Linked DNA regions of Homo sapiens: region 2 is linked to region 1. The links are chromatin loops, found by intact Hi-C in ENCODE. Cell type or tissue: endothelial cell of umbilical vein. All regions are shown on one strand.

Region 1 (5,000 bases):
GAAATAAAATAAAGGAACAAACTGTAGATAAATAAAACCACATGGGTGAATCTCCAATGCATTGTGCTGCCTGGAAGAAGCCAATTCAAAAGGTTACATACCATACAATGCCATTTATATGGGTTTTTTAAGGTAAAACTATAGGGACAAAAAAACAGATCAGTGGCTACCAGGGGTAGAACTTGGGGCTGAGTTGACCACAGGGGGCCCAGAGAACTTTTGGGGGTGACGGGAACTGTCATGTAATTGATTGTCAAAGCAGTTATACAACTATACACCTTTGTCAAAAATGCTCAGAACTGTACACTAAAAAGGTGCATTGGACTATAATGTAAGCCTGATTTTTTTTTTTTTTAAGTCCCTGCTTGGTGGAGCTTGCCTTCTGGTGGGAAGACAGAGATGATCGATGAAAGAAATTAATTCAATTACAGTGAACGGGAGGCGTTTGAAAGCCACAAGCCTGGATGAGATCACCAAGGAAGAGTGTGAGAACAGAGCATCCTGACAGGGACAGGTCAGGGAGACCACAAGGAAGACTGACTGGGCGGCCAGTGGGCGGGAATGAAAACCAGGAAAGCGGAGTCTTAGAGCCGAGGAAGGGTGTGTTTCCAGGAAGAGGGAGGGAAATGCTGCTGAGTTCAGTAAGAGACCAGAGACTTGACATTGGATTTGGCAGCGAGGGAAGAGGGCAGGAGGTTACTGTGAGGTCAGCAGGAGGGCACCAAAAGGAAAAGAGGAATGGGCCCTGCTGCAGGAGGATGTCTGAAGCCCAAGATGCTGAGGGTGTCCACTGGGTCCGGCAAGGCCCCATCTGCCCTCCCTAGCGCAGTCCTTTGGCCGAACTAGGGGCACAAACCCTGGTGTGATGGCCCTCCCCTCAGCCTAGATGTCTAGCTTGGGGCTGGGGCTGTCTCCAATCCACTGTTGGCTCTTCCTGCTCCAAGCCCCTGAGGAACAGTCATGAGTCCCTATCCTGATGCCAGATGTAGGGCTCAGCAGGAACCTAATGCAGGCAAAGGAGGGATATGCCCCCACACTGGCTGGACACAGCCTTAGGGCTTAAGGCAGTCAGAGGGTCCTGGGGTCTCAGTCCTAGAGCCATCCCCCAGTCTGGGAAAACTAAAGTTCAATGAACGGGCAGTCCTGTCCATCAGCCTGCTCAGGCCCACTGCCTAGGGGGAGAAGGAAGAATTCTGCACATCCAGGTTCCTGAAGGCCCTCCTATATGCATGCATGCACACATGCCTTTGCATCTGTGTACATGTGCCCTTGCACGCATGCACAGAAGTGTGCTTGTAGGCACATGCACGCAACAGTTGCGGCGGGCTCTGCACACAGAGATGGGATCCACCTCTACCCACGGGGTCGCACCCATGCTCAAACTCACCCTCTTATTCACCTAGACCTCCATGTCCCCAGGCACACACCCAGACCCCAGCTGCCTGGTGGGGCTAGCCCCATAGTGAGAGAGTCCCCCGGTGTGTCCAGACCCCACCCAGCCCATCCTCGAGGTGGTCTCAGCCTCACCGCAGGCCTGTGCTCCCACCTGGTGGCCATTTGGGGAATCAGAGGTTGATCCGGCCTAAGGACAGGAGGTGGCTGTGGGTTTGAGTGTGGGAGGCTGGAAGACTTGAGGGAAGGGTGCGGACCAGTGCCGCACCCCACCCCAGGGTTAGGAAGGGAAGTAGGGGGATCTACCTTCAGAGTGCGTACCAATGCCTGCATCTTTTGGCGCTTTTGCCTAAGTTCTGATGCCTCAATCCAGGATGGCCAATGAGGACCTGATTGCTATCTGGGTCTATAAAAATGTCCCTTCCAGGGATTTCCAGGGAGCCGGAGGAGTCCCTCGGCAATGTGGACAGCTCAGAGGCCTTGGGCTGCAGCAACAGAAGCCTAAGCACTCACCACAAGGACGGGAGAGGGCACGTGCCAAGCTCTGGCCCACCCAGAGCTTCTGAGGTCCTCCCAGGCCCTTGACCATGGACAGCGGTGGTGGGAGAGCCCCTGGGAGTGACTGAAGGTGTGGTGTGGGTCACTCTGGAGGAGAAAAATCTTGGAGAGAGGGGTACAGGCCCACTATATCCCCTTTAATGGATTTAGCATTGCCTCAGGGACTAGGGATGGATTTGTCCCACAGGGCCCCAAAGGGCAAGATGTGTTTTCACCCCCAGTTGGCAGAGGAGAACATGGAAACCAGAAGAGGTATCATGATCTTTCCTAGACACCAGGTGTCCTAGGGGCTTCTGACTTCCCAGTGAGTCTCCAGAAGAGCACACAGGTAAGATGTCTCACCTCCGACAGGCCTCCCTGCCTCCACTGAGCCTCTTCCCATCTGTCCTCCACCCAGCAGCCAAAGGCATCCTTTTACAACCTAAGTCACAGCATGTCATTGCTCTGCTAAAAACCCCAGTAGGGACTCTCTCTAAGCCTACTCTGGCTCAGGAGGCTGCCCAGTTCATAAAAAATAGATACAAATCGGCCAGGCGCAGTGGCTCATGCCTGTAATCCCAGCACTTTGGGAGGCCGAGGCGGGCGGATCACGAGCTCAGGAGATCGAGCCCATCCTGGCTAACACGGTGAAACCCCATCTCTACTAAAAATACAAAAAATTAGCTGGGCGTGGTGGCGGGTGCCTGTAGTCCCAGCTACTCGGGGGGCTGAGGCAGGAGAATGGCGTGAACCCGGGAGGCGGCGCTTGCAGTGAGCCGAGATCGTGCCACTGCACTCCAGCCTGGGCGACACAGAGAGACTCCGTCTCAAAAGTAAATAAATAAATAAATACCCATAGTAGCTGCCATCCCACTCAGAGTGAAAGCCAGAATCATCACCCTGAGAACTGACACGGCTCTGTCCTGGTTTTTCCCAACCTCTCCCACCTCTTCCTCCACTCATCTGCTCGGGCCACTCTTATCTTTATTGTTGATGGACTGTCTTTTCTTCCTAGAACAGCAACTCCACAAGGGGAGGGTTGCTCGCCTGGCACCTTCCCTGATGTTCTTTGTGCGTGGCCCGGTAGGAGACCCTCAATCAATAGCTCAATCACTATGGGTTGAAGGAATGAAGGGGCCCACGCTTCAATGACTCGGCTGAGGTGCCTCGTGCGTCCACAAGGTGGCGCTTAGAGATTTCCTTTGCTCTTGCCCATCTCAACAAAAATTGGCCGTTTCTACACTTCCGAGGAAAAAAACTAAAGTACAACTGAAGCTTCTGTTTCCCCGTTGATGTGGGTGCTCAGGACTCCTGAGAGTTCAGCATGGGATGAAGAGCACACAGGAGCCCTGTATCCTGGGTTTTCTCCCAGCAACTCTGCTCGCTAGACCTGAGAGTTTAGCCTGCGCCTGGCCCAGCCGGCTCTTCTCATCTGTAAAATGGGCTAATCACAGTACCTGTGTTTTCAGGTGGATATGTGAGACTCAACTGAGTTAATACAAGAAGGTGCATACAGCAGTGTCTGGTAGAGTTCACACTCATTCAGTATTTTCTTTCGTTACTCTTGTGATATTTAATGCTGCTGTTTCTGTCCTAATGGTGACTGATCTTTCCCTCCAGGGAATGGGGGAATCTCATGGTCCATGCCACAGGATGCCACAATGCCGCGAGAAGGATGCTGCTTGCAGACAGGTCGACTGGGGGCTCTGATGGTTCTACTGTCACCTCAGATGCAGAGGGATCCCCCCAGGCCCCCCTGCCCTCAGCCCCTCAGCCCTGCCCACAATGGTCCCACCTCACCTTCCCTGCAGAAGGCACCGAGGGCCCCCGGGGCTGGAGGACAATCAGATCAGGCCCTGTGCAGGTGTGCAGCAGCTGAGCTTTGTAGCGCTGCAGAAGCGTGTTCAGGACACTGGATTCGTTGACACTGATGAGAGAGGCCAGGTCCTCGACCTGGTCCAGCTCAGGAGGGTTGGCCTGTGAAACCATCACACAGAGTCTCCTCTGGCCTTCTGGCCTTCTGGCCCCCTGCCCCCACCCCACCCCCCCGCAACCAAACACACACTAAGCCCTCCTCTTGAGAGCTATGTGCCAAAGACCAGAACAGAGCACAGGGACTCTGGATGGAAAGCAATGAAGCCCTACAAATAAAATAGGGCCATCCCTTCTCCTTGCCCTCTGTGCAACCTATGAGGCACCCCCTCTTCGCTGTGGTCCTGCACTCCATGCACCATGAGGGGAGACGCTCCCAAGGCAGACTTGACAAAATTCAAAACACTTTCTGGATCTCAAACACCACAAAAAGACAGGTGATGCTCCAGTGTGTGCGAGCATCCGCTGCCATTTCCTCCTCTTCTGGGTCTTACGAGGAAGCTCTCAATATGCTCCATGATACCCAGGAGTGGAGGCCAATGGCCAAACCACCTCACTGGTCTCATAGCCCATCATGCATTGATTCCTAGGAAACCACCCAAACCCTTAGAAGCAAGGGTTATGTGAAGCTGCTTCTTAAAACATCTGTTCTAAGAGGCGTCCTATTATTCTCTCCAGCTTCAGTGAGTTTTCTGAACCTGGTAGTCTCAGGTTTGGGCCAAGCTTGAGCCCTCTCATGGATCAGCCTTTCTTGCAAGGCCACTGAGCCTCTGTAAATGCCCAACGCGGGAGAGAAAGCCTGAGGTGGGCAGAGGAGGAGCAGAAAGGAATGCAGATGAGCAAGGAGGAAAACTCCTAAGATAGCAGGCTGTGAGGGGCGGGGGGAAAGGGCATGACAGAACCTTTCTTTTCTATCACTACACTGGGACTTGTCCTCAAAAGGATTTATGGTGCACAACAAAAATGTATTCAAAGCAATTTAAAGAGCAAAGCTGAAAGAAAGTTTGATGCCAAAATATAGGCCATTAGAACCTATGCTATGGTTAATGGCAAGCAGCAAATTTGGCTCTGAGTTCCCTGGCGGCCAGAGTGAAAACAGAAACATGCTGTGTAGTATGATTTGCAATATCCAATATCTATAAATTAAAAGCAGTCATTTTCTTGGGTCCATCAGAAGAACTCCCAGGGCCAAGACCTGA
Region 2 (5,000 bases), 300 kb after region 1:
CTTGCTATGGCAGCAGTGAGTTGGCAGAATACTTAGACACAGCATTCGTATCTATTGCTGCAAGCAAATCTACCCCAGAACTTGGCAACTTAAAACAATAAACAGTTGTTGTCTCACAGTTCCTGCGGGTCAGAAATTCAGGAGCAACTTTAGTCTGAGCAGTTCTGACTCTGGGTCTCTCATCAGGTTGCAGTCAGGATGTCAGCTGCAGCTGCAGTCTCATCTGAAGACTGAACTGGGGCTGGAGGAGCTGCTTCCAAGATAGGCCACTCACACAGCTGCTGGCTGGAGATCACAGGTCCTCACCACATGGGTCTCTCCACTGGGCTGCTTGAATATCCCCACGACATGGCAGCTGGCTTCCCTAGAGTGGGTGATCCTCAAGAGAGCGAGGAGGGAGCCACAATGTCTTTTATGACCTTGCCTTGGAAGTTGCACACCATCACTTCCACTTTGTTCTATTCATTAAAAGGGAGTCAGTAAGGCTAGCCCACACTCAAGAGATGTAGAATTAGGCTCCATCTTTTGAAGGAATTATCAAAGACTGTGTGAACATATTTTAAACCAGCACAGACAATATGATATAATGCAAAACTTGCCTCCAATTCTTTACCCTTCTTTGTATTCTCACCCTTGCCAAGCGACTTTGCAGTTCCTCCCGTTAAAAGAACAGAGTACCATTTCCCACCTATTGACCCTGGGTTTGGCCCTGTGACTTGCTAGGGTCAATAGAATGAGGCAGGAGTGACTCTGTGTGGTCCTGAGTCTAGGCCTCAAGAGACTTTGTGTGTTTCTGCTCACCCCCTTGCACTCCTGCCATGAGCAGGAGGGGAATATGCCAAGGCTAGTCCACTGATCCCAGGACAGGATGAGAGACACATGGATGAGCACACAGCTGCCCAGCTGAGCCCAGCCTGGCTCAGCCAACCCACATTAGACATGCGAGCTAAATCAACACTTACTGTCCTACAGCACAGAGATTTGGGGGATTGTTTGTTACACAGCATTACCATCACCACACTTAACTGACAGAGGCATGTGGGCTTGAAAGTCAGCCAGTCTTGGCTTCAAGTGTCAGCTCCCCCACTCTTCAGCCACGTGACCCTGGACAAAGCACTTCACTTCCCTGAGCCCCCAGCGACCTCATCTGTAAAATGGGTATCATGACATCACCTCTCTCATAGAGGCTTTGTGATGATTAAGATCATGCCAGTAAAGTGCTTTGAGCACCATCCTGCCCCATTGTGATTATTAGGAATGACACATCTGGGCCTATTGTCCCAATATTGATGTGCAGCCAACAGTAGGATTAATTCTCTAGCTCAGACACCTGCTATAGCTCCCTAGTTCCAGGTTCTCCAGTGTGGTCTCCCAAGGCTCCCTTCCCCCTCTCATGCTCACTGACCACTCACCCTCAGTCTCTTACCAGCCAGGACAGGCAGCTGATGAACATCTTGGACCCAGAGCTCCAGCCCCACACACCCGTGACCTTCCCTCCACACCAGGCCACCTCGTTGTCCCTGCTCAGCTCCTATGAGACTGTGGGACAGTCTCTAACCTCCCTGGGCAACTCATGTAGGGGTGGATGGCACAGGCTATTGAGTCAGCCACACTGGGCTCTGAATTCTGCCTTCACCACTTACCAGCTGGGTGACTTTCGGAAGTGATTGTACCTCTCTAGACTTCTGTTTACTCACCTGCAAAATGAGGGTCATTATAATACTTAGTTTATCAGGTAGTTGTGGGGATTTGATACTATCAGACATATAAAATCATTCTCCTATGCCAGGCACGTTTAAAGTGTAAGTACTGGTAGTTAGCTAACATTTACTACAACTAACAATAATGTCTCCATCTGTGAATGAAGGGGCTGGATTTGTCTAAAGTTTCTTTGGACACTGACGTTGGAAGCATAAGCTGAAGGGTTTCTGTGTGTGGGAGTACAAGGAGAAGAGTCCCCATGGACAGAATTCCAGGTTGTCACTTCCAACACTATTATCTGCTTTACATACTGGGATGCTTTATGTGAGGTTATCCAGGAAACAATTTCTTTGCTTAAAAAAAAAAAAGTTTGGGGCCAGGTGCGGTGGCTCATGACTGTAATCCCAGCACTTTGGGAGGCTAATAGGGGCAGATCACCTGAGGTCAGGAGTTCGAGACCAGCTTGACCAACATGGTGAAACCCCATCCGTCTCTACTAAAAATACAAAATTAGCAGGGCGTGGTGGCACATGCCTGTAATCCTAGCTACTTGGGAGGCTGAGACAGGAGAATCACTTGAACCTGAGAGGCAGAGGTTGTGGTGAACCAAGATTACACCATTGCACTCCAGCCTGGGCAACGAGAGCTAAACTCCATCTCAAAAAAAAAAAAAAGAAAAAAAGTTTGGAAACCACTGGATCAAGTGGTCTTTAAGGGCCTTCCCGGCTTTCCCTTTTGGGATTTCACTGCAAGAAGCCAACTAAAGGCTGAGCAGTGGGTACAAGGGGCTGCAGCGCTTAAGTTCAGCCTCTAGAAACTTCAAGGGCCAAGCAAAAGTCATTCCCTGGCTCCAGGCGTGGTGCAGTGCCTCTATGATCGCCACCCCCCGGAACACCCACTCTCTGATGGCTTCTGTCCTCCAGACCTCGCCATGCTCTGTTTCCTTTTGTGTATTTAAAACCCACTTCTTGGCTCCCAGCCACAGTCTGCTAGAAGTTAACAATGTGGAGCGGGGAGGTTGAAGACGCAAATCAAATAAACTCCCTGAACTGAAACCCCAGCAGTAGGAATCTTCAGAGGGCTGGCTGGTTCAGGGAGTGGGCTTTCCAGCTCCCTGTCTTTTTTGATCTTTCATTAAGAGCTTGTTTTGATTCTGTGGTTGCTACGATACGGGAGCATTTGGTGGCTGTTTCTAAGAGGCCACGTGGATGACTGTGTCTGTTCCACCTCATCACAAGAACACAGTGGGTGGCCAAGCTTGGAGGCTAAGTGAGGAGGGTAGGATTGGAGGTCAGGGACAGGGGCTGTTTAATGGGGTCTACAGGAGGAGCTGAGCTGGCTCCAAGGTGTGGCAACCACAACCACTGTTACCCACCCCATGGACATTGCCTGCAGAGTCTATTCACCTCTGACACGCTGGGTGACCTACAGAAAGTCTCTCCACCTCTCCGAGCCACAGTATACTTATCTGTCGAAGAAGGTGACTGAATGACATGTGCCTGAATGACCTCACAAGGGTGAGGAAAAGAAGTGGGACAAGAAAAATGAATCCTAGTCGAGTGTCGTTACAGGCTACACATCATCTCATGTCATCCTTACGACACCGCCATTTCATGGATGTAGAAGGTGAGACCCGGAGCAGTGCAGTGACCTGTTCAAAGTTGCACAGCCTGGGAGACGAGGCTGGGACAGCTCCACTCACACCTCCCATGCTCAATGTTTTTCCATTTTTAATTTTTTGTGGATACATGGTAGGTGTATACATTTATGGGGCATATGAGCTATTTTGATAGAGGCATGCAATGCATAATAATCATATCGGGGTAAATTGGGTATCCATCCCCTCAAGCAATTATCCTTTGTGTTTCAAACAATCCAATTATATTATTTTAGTTATTTTTAAATGTACAATTAAATTATTGTTGACTATAGCCACCCTGTTGTGCTACCAAATACTAGATCTTATTCATTCTAACTATTTTTTTGTACCCATTAACTATCCCCTCTTTCTCCCCTAACTCCACCCCGCCATCTACCCTTCCTAGTCGCTGGTAACCATCCTTCTACTGTCTCCATAAATTCAATTGTTTTAATTTGTAGCTCCCACAAATAAGTAAGCACATCCCCATGTTCAAGTTTTAGCTGCATAATAATTATGTTAAACACCTCATAGTACTAAGCGCTTCACAGACACTAATAGGTTAATCTTCACAACAACCTCTAAAGGAAGTACTGCTATTATCTCCATTTTTCTGGATGAAAAAACAGCGTCCTTAAGCAACTTGCTCAGTTGCTCAGCCCGTAAATTACAGATTTGGAATCTGAACCCAGTCAGCCCAGTTGCAGAGTTCTTGCTCTCGGCACGGTCACAAGGCCCCTCAAGGAGAGGTGGCCACCAAAAGAAAGGAAAGGGCTCCGGATGCACATGGTCTAATCACGGCAGCAAGGTGTACAGCAGCAGCCACTGGAAGCAACGCAAGTGTCCATCAAAACGGGACTGGGAGGCGGGTGGATCACGAGGTCAGGAGTTCAAGGACAGCCTGGCCAAGATGGTGAAACCTGTCTCTACTAAAAATACAAAAATTAGCTGGGTGTGGTGGTGGGCACCTGTAATCCCAGCTACTCAGGAGGCTGAGGCAAGAGAATCACTTGAACCCAGGGGGCGGAGGTTGCAGTGAGCTGAGATCACACCACTATAGCCTGGGCAACACAATGAGACTCCGTATCAAAACAACAACAACAACAACAAAGAGAGACTGGATTAATAACTTGCATTATACATATGCAGTGAAACTGTGCACACCAGCTAAGATGAATGATCTAAATCTACTATATGTGACAATATACAGTTGACCCTTCAAATATGGGTTTGAACTGTGTGGGTCCACTTATTCCTGGATTTTCTTCCATCTCTGCCACTCCTGAGACAGTAACACCAAAGCCTCCTCTTTTCTTCCTCCTCTGCTTACTCAATATAAAGATGACCAGAAGGAAGACCTTGATGATGATCCACTTCCACTTAATGAATAGTAAATATATATTCTCCTCCTTCTGATTTTCTTAATAATTTTTTCTTTTCTCTAGCTTACTTTATTGCAAGAATACAATATAGAATACCTACAACATACAAAATATGTGTTGTTCCACTGTTTACGGCGTTGGCAAGTCTTCTGTTCAATGGAAGTTAAGTTTTGGGCGAGTCAAAAGTTACAGGTGGATTTTTGACTGCATGAAGGAGTCAGTGCCCCTCCCTCCCTCATTGTTCAAGAGTCAACTGTAAATAAGTCTTGGAAACATAA

What was found. A loop is a pair of places that touch in the nucleus more often than their neighbours do. Peaks named below come from ENCODE experiments on the same cell type or tissue, not always from the same donor. Only the 100,000 strongest peaks of a DNase experiment are listed, where the experiment ranks them.
Region 2: it touches region 1 in a loop (4-fold over the local background); 93 of 110 quality-filtered maps call a loop at or near these places.

Annotation. Positions count from the first base shown.
Region 1 is chr22:25,771,240-25,776,239 of GRCh38, reverse strand. It overlaps MYO18B (myosin XVIIIB), which reads right to left. Exons shown (of 44, transcript NM_032608.7): 7 at 3,730-3,906. Among named protein-coding and RNA genes, the nearest start is that of MYO18B, 32 kb to the right of the region's middle. In endothelial cell of umbilical vein, CTCF peaks have their summits at 1,561 (motif pointing left) and 3,100 (motif pointing right); no DNase peak of the experiment used is centred here.
Region 2 is chr22:25,473,567-25,478,566 of GRCh38, reverse strand. LOC124905094 (a long non-coding RNA gene) reads right to left here and starts at 4,993. Exons shown (of 2, transcript XR_007068036.1): 1 at 963-4,993; 2 at 1-379. In endothelial cell of umbilical vein, no CTCF peak of the experiment used is centred here; a DNase peak (open chromatin) is centred at 2,676; H3K27ac peaks cover 448 bases.